Linked DNA regions of Homo sapiens: region 2 is linked to region 1. Evidence: read pairs that join two places in POLR2A ChIA-PET (ENCODE). Cell type or tissue: K562. All regions are shown on one strand. Links, peaks and the distances in the headings refer to the core of each region. The heading gives the core; the rest is flanking DNA. Region 1 overlaps MAP1LC3B (microtubule associated protein 1 light chain 3 beta). Region 2 overlaps FBXO31 (F-box protein 31).

Evidence for each region. ChIA-PET counts read pairs that join two places held together with the same protein. Peaks named below come from ENCODE experiments on the same cell type or tissue, not always from the same donor. Only the 100,000 strongest peaks of a DNase experiment are listed, where the experiment ranks them.
Region 2: POLR2A ChIA-PET joins it to region 1 with 5 read pairs; 13 of 35 experiments call an interaction of 5 or more read pairs at or near these places.

Annotation. Positions count from the first base shown.
Region 1 is chr16:87,393,236-87,398,111 of GRCh38, forward strand. The region is part of intron 1 of MAP1LC3B (microtubule associated protein 1 light chain 3 beta); the gene reads left to right. Among named protein-coding and RNA genes, the nearest start is that of MAP1LC3B, 3.3 kb to the left of the region's middle. RefSeq lists an enhancer at 234-283. In K562, for the core only: CTCF peaks have their summits at 185 and 1,383; DNase peaks (open chromatin) are centred at 156 and 1,386; H3K4me3 peaks cover 921 bases.
Region 2 is chr16:87,323,497-87,332,000 of GRCh38, forward strand. FBXO31 (F-box protein 31) reads right to left here. Exons shown (of 9, transcript NM_024735.5): 9 at 3,491-8,014. The coding sequence ends at 7,792. Among named protein-coding and RNA genes, the nearest start is that of C16orf95-DT, 10 kb to the left of the region's middle. RefSeq lists an enhancer at 7,751-8,252. In K562, for the core only: no CTCF peak of the experiment used is centred there; no DNase peak of the experiment used is centred there.

The DNA of each region.
Region 1 (4,876 bases), core at 1-2,500:
GGTGTCACCATCACAATATTTACTCCACGCAGATGATGCGAAGTGATTATTTCCCGCTTGAGCAAGAGAACGCCGCAGATCCAGGTATCTGTTGTTGCCTAAGTTCCAGACACCGGTTTGGAAGGGAAGCACCGTGTTCATCGCGGTGGACTGCGAATGCCTGCCGCCATCCTCGTCAGGAGCCCACACAGTGGTGCTGTTTGTCTGCTTTTGCCTAGTTTCCCGGAGTCTAGAAAGAGTTTAGCATTCATTTGAGTTTGGATATAGTTTTGCAGGTCTCATTGACCATTATTTTTTTTCTTATGCCTGAGAAACTTAAGCAAATTAAAATGGACCTTAGCTTGCCAAGCATATCTTTTCAGACAGCCTCTTGAGGCAGTCCGTTGGTTAGCAAGACTTACACGTGCCTTTTTTGTTAGTAGTTTTCTTGTTAGTCACCTTAATGAACTCTTTACTGTAGTGTCTAGGCTTATTGAGCCCTGAGAGCAGCATTAAAGACAGATTTTCTTTTCTTTTTTATTTTGAGACAGGGTCTCACTCTGTCACCTGGGCTGGAGTGCAGTGGTGCAATCACAGCCCACTGCAGCCTCGACCTCCCGGGCTAAAGCGATCCAGCGGCCCCCCTCAGACCTGGCTTCTGTTTTCACCAATGAAAAGTTAACTGGGAACATTTATGTAGGAGAGATGCCCTTTTTCTCATAACAGAAACTATAGTTATTTTCTTTTTTGCTTAGTACTTTTGGGTTATTCTGGAAAAGTCTCTGCGAAGAGTGGGTAGTAAGGGTAGGAAATGTGAGACTAACACATCCGAACAAGGAATTTCCTGGAACCTAAAAGTGGCCCTGAGGGTAGACCAGCAATAATGCCCCATTTTTTTCCCATTGATGTATGGACCTTGTATATACTGTATTTTCAGGGTTTTTTCCCTTGGCTCACCTTTATTTTGCCCCCTCCCCTTTAAATATCTCTTTAATAGTCACTTTGTAGAAATGTGTCAAATATCTTAACAGCTGTTACCTTTCCTTGCTTCTGATTTTGGTAATTAAAAAAAAAAATCTTTCTAGTTCATGAATATTTTGGTAATGTTGATCATGAGTACTGACAGTTTTCAGACATGTGTAGCACAGTAAGTGAGGGAAATGAATCCTTAGAGAGAACCTCTTTATGGAGCCTAAGATAAGCCCCAGTTAGCTTGAGTGGTGTTTTCTCTTTCCAAGTGAGTGAGTTTAAGGTTAATACTGAATATAGCTCTGCTGATAAACTCTACCAGGATTGACAGGGTTCTCAAAGTTGAAATGGATTTTAAGGCTCACTGAAAACAACGCCTTCCTTTTGTAGCTAAAGAAACTGGGTGGGGCCTGGTGGTGAAGATCATGGTCCACCTAGTGGCAGAGTCTGGACTGGTACCTTTAACCTGGCATGAATTCTTCCAGTCTCCAGTAGGTAGCCATCATTTCCAGTATATTAAGTGGACCAAGACTGTGTGAGTCAGGAGACATAGTGTGTCCTTGGAGATGTGTTGGAAATATTGAATGAACTTCAAAAATTAAAATTGTGTGGGGCATGGTGGCTCACACCTGTAATCCCAGCACTTTGGGAGGCCAAGGCAGGATCGCTTGAGTTTGGGAGTTCAAGACCAGCCTGGGCAACATAGTGAGAGCTCATCTCTACCAAAAAAAGAAACCAAACAGACAAATAAGAGTTGTTGCTGTGTGGCCCAGGCCAGCTTTAACTATTGGCCTCAAGTGATCCTCCCACCTTGGTTTCCCAAAGTCCTGGGATTACAGGTGTGAGCCACCACGCCTGGCCTGGGGGAGGGGGAGTGCTTCAGTTTCTCTCTGAGAAGTAAATCCTGGAAAATCCTGGAAAAACTGAAATTTTACTTAAAATGACTGAAGATATCTCAAAACAACTTTGCAAAGAACGTGTTCTTAAAAATAGGACACCTTAGGCTCCTACCGTTTGTTTTAATGTTTGTAAAGGCTCTTAAGGATCTTTTTTGTTTTAGAAGAAAGGAATCTGGGGAAGCAGGTTAGATTTTGCTGTGCATGTGGAGCCGTGTTCATTTCTGTTTTACAGCTTTCATTCAGTTGTTGATGAACTCTCTTCTGTGTACAAGCCTGAGCCCTGGGGGGACACAGATTGGACTGGAGCTGGGTCCTTGACTGCCAGCGGGGCAGTCTGTTGAGAAAGACAAAAACAGATGATTACAGCATTAGGAAACAGGGAGTAAAAGACTTGCCCTCCTTCTATGCCATTGACTGTGCTGTTGATAATGCTTTTGTTAAATATACTGTTAGCCTCTAAAACAGCTGTCTCCTGAAGAATGAGAGTGGAGCATCCGTGTGTACCGTGTACAGCCAGTTAGTTACTCCAGGCTCAGCACTGGATTTTCATTGCTGCTGGACAGCGTGCTAAGATGCTCCTATGGGACTTGGGTGTTATTCTTTACAGCTTAAGGAAGTAACTTGTCTTTTATATACTTCCCACCTTTCATGAAAATAATCATTTTTGTCTTTTTAGGTCGTGTTTTGGGAATAAATCAGGATAAAGATAACTTTAAACACTATAGTTTCAGACTTTGAAACTTCATAGAGCCTGTTTTTTCCTTCTTTCCTTTTTTTTTTTTTTTTTTTTTTTTTTGAGACAGGATCTCGCGCTGTCACCCAGGCTGGAGTGCAGTGGCATGATCTCAGCTCACTGCAACCTCCGCCTCCTGGGTTCAAGTGATTCTCCTGCCTTAGCCTCCTGAGTAGCTGGGATTACGGGTGCCCGCCATCACGCCCAGCTAATTTTTGTATTTTTAGTAAAGACAGGGTTTCACCGTGTTGGCCAGGATGGTCTCTAACTCCTGACCTCAGGTGATCCGCCCGCCTTGGCCTCCCAAAGTGCTGGGTTTACGAGCGTGAGCCACCGCACCCAGCCAAACCTAGTTTCCTATATTAAAAAAATGTTTCCAGCCGGGTGTGGTGGCACATGCCTGTAATCCCAACATTTTGGTAGGCCAAGGTGGGCGGATCACAAGGTCAGGAGATTGAGACCATCCTGGCTAACATGATGAAACCCCGTCTTTACTAAAAATACAAAAAATTAGCCGGGCGTGGTGGCGGGCGCCTGTAGTCCCAGCTACTTGGGATGCTGAGGGAGGAGAATGGCATGAACCTGGGAGGCGTAGCTTGCAGTGAGCAGAGATCGCGCCACTGCACTCCAGCCTGAGTGACAGAGCAAGACTCCATCTCAAAAAAAAAAAAAAAATTCTTTCCCCTCTGCCTGAACGTTTCTACTTTTAGATTTATTAGGATAAGCTTTTAAATGTGAAACATTCCAGGATATATGAAAGAGGTATCACTTATTCGCTGGAGTGAATTAAATCGTGATTTACCCTATACACTGAATCCACACTGACACAATGGACGTTTTTATTGTGAAGAGGGTCTGGGGTAGGACAGGCATAGGAAGATGTCTCATACTTAGGAGAGGTGATGATGAGGGGTCACTGAGAATCTCGCTGGGAAGTAGAGAAGGAGTCAAAGGATAAGAGCCACTAGGTTAATTTTACTGTTAACAATAGCGAAATTTGTCATTATTATTTTTATTTTTCATTTTTTTGAGACAAAAGTCTTGCTCTGTCGCCCAGACTAGAGTGCAGTGGCGTGATCTCGGCTGACTGCAACCTGTGCCTCCCGGGTTCAAGCGATTCTCCTACCTCAGCCTCCCTAGTAGCTGGGATTACAGGCGCCGGACGCCGCGCCCAGCTCATTTTTGTATTTTTAGTAGAGATGGGCTATCACCATTGTGGCCAGGCTAGTCTCAAACTCCTGACCTCGTGATCCACCCGCCTCGGCCTCCCAAAGTGCTGGGGTTACAGGCATGAGCCACTGCGCCCAGCCACCAAATTTATCATTTGCATATATATTCAATAGGAATATGCACTGGTAGAAATCCATGAGTTTGCAATCTTTGTTGCAAAGATGTTTATATTTAGCAATGTATCTTAGAAGCTGATTTTAAAGTTTTGGATGGGGAAACAGAAGTCGAACTTATGGCTGTACTTGAACACAGGAATTTTAAAAGTTTTTATAAAGAGTGATACTAAAATTGGGCTGGGCTTGGTGGCTCACGCCTGTAATCCCAGCACTTTGGGAGGCTGAGGTGGGCGGATCACGAGGTCAGGAGATGGAGACCATCCTGGTTAACAGGGTGAAACCCGTCTCTACTAAAAATACAAAAAAATTAGCCGAGCATGGTGTCGGGTGCCTGTAGTCCCAGCTACTCGGGAGGCTGAGGCAGGAGAATGGTGTGAACCCAGGAGGCGGAGCTTGCAGTGAGCGGAGATTGCAGCACTGCACTCCAGCCTGGGCAACAGAGTGAGACTCTGTCTCAAAAAAAGAATGATACTAAAATTTTTTTTAATCCAAATGAGATTGGCAATGATATTAGAGTAACGTCATATTTATGTAGGTCACACCATATTTTTTCTGTCTCAGGAAGTTCGTGACATTGATTATTTATTTGCGCTTACCGTGAGAATCAATCCTACCATAGTAAATCAAGGTTATTTTGCTCATTTTTTTTTTTGGAGGTTTTAAATAATGCCATCTAAGTCATATGTTCACATATTGCCTTTTTTTTTTTAACACACATATTGCTTTGTAAATGACTTCTCTCTAACTGTATTTTTGGGTTTCTGGGAACTGGACTTGGCTTGTTTTTTTTTCCCTGTATTGCCCACAGTCTAGTACAGTTGTTGAAATTATCAATAAGTGATTCTATTAAAAGGGAGAAAAGAATTTTTTTTTTTTTTTGAGATGGAGTCTGGCTCTGTCGCCCATGCTGGAGTGCAGTGGTGCAATGTCCGCTCACTGCAACCTCCGTG
Region 2 (8,504 bases), core at 6,005-8,504, 64 kb before region 1:
TGAGAAGCATCTTCACAACCTGGGTAGGTCCATTGCCTCTTTCCACCGACTCTGCTCCTTGACAAGGGCATGTTCATCAGCAGAGCCAGGCAGGGAGAGCTCAGGACAGCCAGACCTGGGGCCAGTGGCATAGGTACGTGTGGGAAGGGGCACCAGGTGCCTGTCCTCCCTGCGGGCAGAGCCGTCTGTCCTCTGCAGACCTGCAGTTTCTGTAAACATCCTGTAAGGAGCCAGGAAGCAGCAACTCCAGATGCCCAGAGGAGCCCCAGCCAAGGCAGATGCAGCCAGGGCATCAGGCCGTGGGGCTGGGCAAGGTGAGCCACAGGCTGGAAAGGCAGGGGCGCACGGCAGATGGGGATGCGGAAGCCAGATGCTGACCCAGCTCTACCCACATTTGTGAGGGGCATGGGGGCTGCGCCGTCAGAGGCCTTAGCTGGCTCCGGGCTTGAAATGTGAGTCCCAAGAGCCCAAGTTTTATTCCCACGTGGCCGCAGCATGCCAGGCTTAGCCTCCCTGTGTTTCTGTAAAACAGCACCCTCGTGTTTTTATATGAGAACCGAATTCAAGGTACTAGAAGTCCTCATATGGGAAGGGAAAAGTCGTGGTTTTATAAGCAATACACTCTGGCTGAGCCCAAGTTAAGATTTCCAGTCCAAGTTCATCAGCGCCTAGCTTCAGCCGGGACTGCTCTGGCCCCACTGCTGTGTGAGCTGGCGCTTCTGATTCCACCCCACACTCGGTGAAAGGGTCCCAGAGCAACTGACACTGAGCGTCACCGGCGGCGGCTCTTCCTAGAGGAGCATGTTCAGGAGAGGTGAGGCTGCGGGGCTGGGGCCCTGGGCTAATACTCCCTGGCTGTGTGACCCTGGGCAAATTACTCAGCCTCTCTGAGCTGCTGCTTCCTCTCCTGTGGAGTGGGCTGATCCCAGCCACACCAGCACTCCTGGTTGTTCCGTGGTTAATGTCTGCCAAACACGGTGCCATGGAGAACACCCAGCAGAGCCCAGCTGCTTGTTTGCTGGGGAGGGACAGCGCTGCAGGGGCGCCTCCCCCTGGCCCTCCAGCACCTTTCCACCTTGCTTCCAGGACCTCCGCGGCTCAGAGGCAGTGCAGGTGGGCTTCAGGGACGGCAGGGAGGGCCCACGCCGGCACACAAGGAAGAAGGGAAGGCGCCAGGGATCGCACCCCTCAGGAAGAAGAGGGACGGAGGCAAAGATAGGAAGGACACGCATTGTGCCTTCTGTCACTTGGGGATTTTCAAGTCAAAATGGGGAGGGGGCCGGGGTAGGTTTGGAAACTATCCAAATGGCATTTTGTTTCACATTGCTGGCTGGGGGCAAGCCCTCTGCAGTGACCCTACATGCCCACTAGAGGTCACACCACAAAAGGGGACCTCCCCTAAGGAGGGGGGACAAACGGAGGACCCTGGGCACCGTGCCTCCTGCAAGGGGAGGAAGGATGAAGCCCCGCCATCCATCGGGTGGGGAAAGCGCCATGCCTCCGGCAGCACAGCCAAGCGGCCCCCACAGGGAGGAGTGAGCTCCATATGGGCCCAGGTGACCCGGCCACAACACCCTCTCGGCCTCCGCCTCACCTGCTGGTGTTGGGCATGGCCAGCCTGGGCAGCCACCAGCCCTCGCTGCCCATCTGCTGTCCCCTCAACCCCAGCAGCAGACAGAAAAGTGCAGGGTCTGAGCCCCCGGGGGGATGCTGGTGTCGGACAGATCCCTGGAGAACAAAGCCTGTGCCCTTGTGTCTAGGTGAGGCTGCGGCACCCAGGCCCGGAGCAGGTCCCCCCAGCTGGGCCATCCCCACTCTTGGAGCAAGAGGGGAACTGCAGCAGGAAGCAGCCTTCTACTCGTTCCCCATGACCTTATTTTTTTTTTCATTTTAAAATAAAATATGTAAGAGAAACATATGAAAGACGCCACATTTAGTCCCTTATCAGATCCACACTTCCCCCTGTGACCTGGGAAATCGGGGTGCGTCTCCAGTCTGTGGGGGGCAGGGTCTCGTCCAGACAGGAGGCTGCATGGTGCTGCTTGTAGCAAGTGACTCGTTTGTGGTTGGCACGCCCAGTGCAGCTGAGGATGACCCCGTGGCTTGGCCCCAGGACAGGACCCAGGCCCCACAGAAAGGCCTGGAAACAGCAGCAAACCTTAGAGAAGGAAACACCCACCACCGGGGACCCACGATCCCCTGCTCTCCCCGGAGAAGGAAACACCCACCGCCGGGGACCCACGATCCCCTGCTCTCCCTGGAGGGCACCCAGGAAGCAGCCGCAGCTGGCAGGCTATGTGGCAACCCCGAGACCAGCGGAGATGGCAGTGGGTGGGCCTGCAGGTCACTGCCCCTGGGCACTGTGTCCTGTCTGAGGGGCTTGTTTCTGAACCACACAGAAAAGAGGGGGGGTCTCGTAATCCACGGTATCAGGATCAACAGGTGAACAGATGCTAGTTCTGCCATGCGATCCTTACTTTTTAAAGCAAAACAGTTGAAGTTCTACCCTCCGACACCCCTAGAAGTGACCACACCATTCCCACGCGTATCTTCAGCTTTTCCCCACACATGAATTGATAAAAATTAAGTATTTGCATTTTTACATGTTACACCAATACCATCTCTCACTTGTTTTGCAACGGAACAAGGCTGTGTGCCCGTCTGCCAGGTGACAGCATGGGTGGCTCCACCGTAGTCCACCTGCCTCCTTCCGGCCTGTGACAGTTGTCACAGTGTAGCAATGAACATCCCTGCGTGGCCCATGCCTGGGCTCTCGCGTTGCCCGAGGGTGGACACCTCAGGATGCAGATGCCAGTCCCTGGGCCCGTGTCCTTAGTGCCATGAGCTAGTACCAGCTGTCCCCAAAACAGCTGCCCCACCTGCGTTCCTGTTCCCCTGCATCACTGCCAACACTTGGAAAATCACACTTGCCAATTTCTGCCAATCGAGGGTGTACTTTGAGTGCATTACCATGGAAAACATCCTGTTTCTACAATTCCAAGCTAACAGCATTAATTAGCAGCAGTGACTCACGGGGAGGCTGGGATGAGAACAGGGGGTACTTTCACTGTCTATGCTAAAGAACTGTTTACAAGAACATATGAGTTTAGTAAACACAAAAGAAAGATCAATGAGATCCTCAGTTCATCTGCCTGGCTCTCAGCACATTCCCTCCCATATCTGTCCTCGTTGCAGATAATGCAACTCACTTTGGCTTAAATCTAAGAAAATCTACTGGGGCCCGAACTCCTCTGGGTCCCTGGGTAGGGACTCGAGACACCTCTGATGCCAGGTCAAAGGGAAGGACACAGGGACAACCACTGTCTGGGCTCCAAGGCATCCCTTCAATGCTCCCTTCTGTCAACGCGGGAAATCTGACACTTCCTCAAGAAGCTGGGAAGTCTGGGTTCCCAGGCCGACAGCTCGCATGGCTTAAGGCTCTCGCCTCCGTCCAACTCATATTCCCAAAGAAATCACAAAACACACAACAAGCCTTCAAAAACGGATTTACTTGAAACTGTGAGGAGAAACAAGTGCACGGGTGCAGGTGGCGGCTGCCAGGATTGCTCCGGTCCTACCTAGTGGGTGCCTACCCAGGCAGGGCACAGCTCCTGCTGCAAGGTCACCTTACCAGGGGGTGCAGAGGTGCTCATGATCAGATGGCACAGCGCTTTCCTAATGCAGGCAGGCTACATGGCCCCCAGAAACAACCAAATGCAGAATCAGGCCAAAACCCACACAGCCCTGACCCCCTCGTGCTCTGGCTGGTCTCCCGGTCAGCAGCCCCTGAGGGCCGGCAGGCAGGCCACTGAGCTGTGGGTGACACAGGGTAGTCCACGGTTTGCACAGTCTCATTCCCATTCAAAGACAGGCCCCAAGGCTGGGGCGCAGGGGCTCACGCCTGTAATCCCAGCACTTTGGGAGGCCGAGGCGGGTGGATCACCTGAGATCGGGAGTTCGAGACCAACCTGAGCAACATGGCAAAACTCCATCTCTACAAAAACAAGTTAGCCAAGCATGGTGGTGGTGGGTGCCTGTGGTCCCAGCTACTTGGGAGGCTAAGGCGGGCAGACAGCTTGAGCCTAGTAGGTTGAGGCCTCAGGGAGCCATGATCGCCGCTCTGCACTCCAGCCCAGGTGACAGAGCAAGACCCTGTCTCAAAAAACAACAAAAAAAGTACCAGCCGCATGGAGACTATCTGCTGCTTGCATCTTCTCTAAATAATTACGGGGATGAGGAGTCCAGTGATGTTCCTGGTCTCTCCCCAGAAGTACAGACAGGTTGGGCCACGTTAACACTGGACTTGATCATGATTCCAGGAGTTTTATTCTCAGGACAGGTGATGGTTCTATGAGCACATTCCCGTAAGTGTTCTTAAAAGTTACACCACGAAGGCAGCAACCAGAATAGAAACATCCTAAAAGAGCCTAGCTGCTTTCTGCAGCACCTTGGACGGTGGACCACAGCTCAGCATCTCCTGTTCGCACCCAAGACCCCACGGCCATGAGGACAACACGAGCTCAGAAGATGCATGTGGGCAGGCGTTCTGAAGTAACAAAGGGGCTGAGGAGTTTCTGCTGCTGTCCGTGACTGCCCACGAGCACTGAAAATGGCCTAACCGTGTGCAGGTGAGAAAGCCTGGGGGTGAACACGCCCTGAGGAGTCAGGGAAGCCAGAGCCAGCGGCTGAAGGGCCCTTGCGTGCGGCTGCAGCACAACTGCAGGTTCTCAGAGAAAAATCTCCAGCTCAGACCCGGTTCTGCACAAAGCTCAGAATGGAGCGGCCAGCAGGGCATGTGGCTAGAGGAAGGACATGGCCACCCACCCCTCCCTCCTCGTGTGCCAGGTGGGCTTGCTAGGGGCACAGGTGCCCAGTGTCAGGGCAGGGATGCCACAGAGCCGCAGGCAGACTGAAGGGGCCCAGGGCATGGTCAGGAACGAAGAAGGAGGGAGCCTGAGGCTCTCCCACCACCAGGCCTGCAAAGCCACTCACACTCAGCAGTGGACACTTGAGGTCACGGCCCAGGTGGGCTGAGGGACCCCAATACCACCTGCCTTGAATCTCAGCCTGCAGAAGTCGTTTGCAACTTCCTCATGCAAATGAACATTCAGTGCCGGCACAGAAAAGCCTCCAATGACCTCTCTGAAATCTTCAATCACATCATTTCCAAACAAGTGACAAAGAACACGTTCAGGTGTGCAGAGCTGCACTGCAGGCAGCCCCACTCCAGAGAGCAGACTTGATCCTGCCCCAGAGTGAGACAGCGACAGAAAGGCATCCGTGGTGCAAAAGATGGAGAGTCCCAACCTCCCAACTCCACCTGCCACCTTCCCCAATCAAGCCTAATGCGCTTGGCTGTCCTGAACTGGGTTACTCAGCCTCCTCCTTGGAAACGGTTTTATCCAACTCTCAGCTGCCCTTAGGCCTCTGATGACGACATCAGCCCTTCCGAGTTCTCACCTGCAGGAAATGGGCCACCTGCAGGATCCCCTGAGAGGGTGGATGCCCTCCCCCGGAAGGGAAGCTGCTGTTTTGAGGCGCGCAGATTCAGTGCCTGTCCCTACAGAACCGGAGCCAAGAACTGGCTAAGGACACATCGGAGCGGAAAAAACAAGACCTGTAGTCACGACTGAAGGGACTGGCTGTGCGGCCAAAAAGGCCTCCCTTTCCTGGCTGTGTGGCTCTGGCCCTGCCTGGCATCACTGCAGGTCACCACCATGGAGAGACCCCCGCCCCCAACATACACACCAGAACCAGGAGCCACATGAACTGACCAACAGCCCATGGCTGAGACATGATGGGTGGAAGCTATTTCTATACCCAAACACTGGAAGCGTAATTGAGATCTGAGATTCCTTTAATCAGAAGCACGTGCGTCCCACAGTGTGCTCTTCAAGCCCCAAAGGGCACGCCTCTAGGACTGCGTCCCTTAGAGCGAGGCTCGGGCTCTTGGTAAAAAAGCATTTGCTTGATTTTATTTAAACAATGGTGAATCTTCAAGGTGCCAGTCTACATGCCCAACAGTCCTCCAGGCTTCAAGGCCACAGTCACCGTCACTCAGAGACTGCCTCATTTGGCAAGAGAGAAAAACAGTGACCACCACAGAGGGCAGGGAGTGACAAAGCTTGTAGGCTAATGCTGCAAAAGCCGCTAGAAACTGGGGCCACACACAAGAGCCAGCAGGTGCGCCTCGGGGTCTGCGTGGCTCCCGCTGCTGCCGCCCTGGAAGGGCGCTTTCTCCACTGGCTTTTCTCGTGAGTCTTTCTCCCAGGCCGGCCAGATTACCATTTAGGAACCTTTGCCAATTCTCTGACTCTGGGAAGCAAAGTAAGCATTTGCCAAATGCACTGAGGCTGGGCAATGGGAATTCTTATGTTCTTTAAAGGCCAGTCAAGGAGAAATTCATCAGGAAAACATTTCCCAGGACATCCTCAGGTTGGTCTCCACACCAAGGCACACAGACTGTCACCTTCCCGAGGTCCCTCACCAGCAGGACGTGTCCAGGGTGCCCAGCACAAGGACTTGGAGCAGCCCAGACACAAGGACAAGCGGCAGAGAGGGAAGGCTCGCTGGGGACGCCCACTCGGGCACGGAGCTGGCTGTGGGCTGGGGGAAGGGCCAGCTCTGGACACCGTGCTCTCTGTTCTTCAGGAGATGCCAACCTCAGCCAAGACCTCAGATGGGGTCCCCACACGCAGGTGTTAACACAACATGGGGCACACAGCAGTGGAGGCATCAGTCCATGGGGTCTCCAGGCTGGAGGGTCCCACTTTCCAAAGTGTGTCCCCAGATGCAGGTGTGGCTTTTCTAGAAAGCTGTCCCCTCACCTGCAAAGGGGTTTCCTCGTCATCTCATATGGGCACTCCTGGCACCTGTGTGGACCACTCACTGCTTCAGACACACGGGCCTGGAGCCTTGCGTTCTGGAGACAGTGGCCGGCAGCTTGGTTTTGACGCCGTGTGCGTGCAGGGAGGAAGGCATGGACAAAACAAACGCCCTGTCTGGAACAGGCCGTCGAGGACAGTCAAGTGGCTGGAACGATGGCCTTGGCTCCAAAGCTGGAGGGGCTGGGGCAGGTGCATGGGCTGGGCTGTGCATTCAGGTGACATTCCCTAGTGACTCAGGTCACTAAACCCACTCCACAGGTGGGGAAGCTGAGATCAGAGGTGAAATGCTTCTGTCCAAACTCCAAGCAAGCCGGTAGAGAAATGGGGATTCACTCCAGAGTCCCGGCCCCAAGCCTGAGATCCTACCAACTTCCCGAGCTTGCTCTGCGTACTGTGCCCATCACACCTGCGCTGCCTGAGCTGTTCGCCTCTTCCTGACCCCCTCCCAGAGGCCACTGTTGCCTGGCTTCCCCCAAAAGGAGTGGGGTGGAGCACATGCGTCTCACACACGACCCAGTCTATCACTCTATCCGCTCACAGGAAGAGCACCAGTCAGGAGGGTCCTGCTTCCCGAGAAAACCACCAGCCAGCCCAGGGTGCGGGAACCCCACCGCTTCAATTCTCACGCGGTCCCACGGCTGTCCCCTACATCTGCTGTATTCAGGCTCGTTCTCTCTGTTTTTGGTAAGACATGCTCAGCTTCTTCCATCATGGCACTGACAAATATGCAGGTCTATGTCACACTCTCTACATAAAGTGCTGGGGGGTGGCTGGACTGGGCCCCCCGACGAGGTGTGCGTTCTGGTCAAAAGGCCGGATTTCCAAAGTGCATGCTGCTTCTATTCACAGGTCAGAGTTCAGAGCCCCAGAGCCACCCGGGATGTGGCGGCAAGGATGTGGCCGGTCAGGAGGTGAGGGACTGAATGTTCTTGAGCATCTCATCGAAGGCCTGTGGGGACGGCGCATCTGCGTTCCGGAAGGTGGCCTGGACCCGGCTGTACAGGCTGAAGGATTTCAGCTCCAGCCAGACGAACCCGAAGCGGTCCTCATCGAAGAGGATGAAGACCCCGGGGGTGCGTTCAGGGCTGGTGAAGCCGTGGCCCGCGATGAGGCCTGTGCCATAAAAACTGAGCAGAAACAAGAGGGAAACTGTGAGCTGGGGGAGGGCTGAGTCAAATGCACGCCACGTACAGCATTCTGCGACCCCGCTCTGTGCCGCAAGAGCCACATCCACTGTTCATCAGCCAGAAGCTGACTCCCAGAGCCAGCCTGTCTCTGCAGGGGCAGCTGGGGGTGTGGGCTGAGCCTGTCTCTGAAGGGGTAGCTAAGGGCGCAGGCCGAGCCCACCTGATGATGGACGCAGAGGCCAGAGCTCGGGGCTGCTCGGGGGATGGGCGCTGACTCGCAGCACCCGTGAGGGATTCACCCACTGACTGCACAATGCTGAAACACTGAACTAAAACGAGGTCTCTGCAGGCCCAGAGAGCTCTGTTCCAAAACACACATTTCATAAAGGAGGCCCAATGTGAAAAAAAATCTTAATGTCTGGGAGTTATGTCCCCATACAATTAGCTCTAATACAGGCAGCCTGCAGCTGACATTAACTCAGAAGTCGCA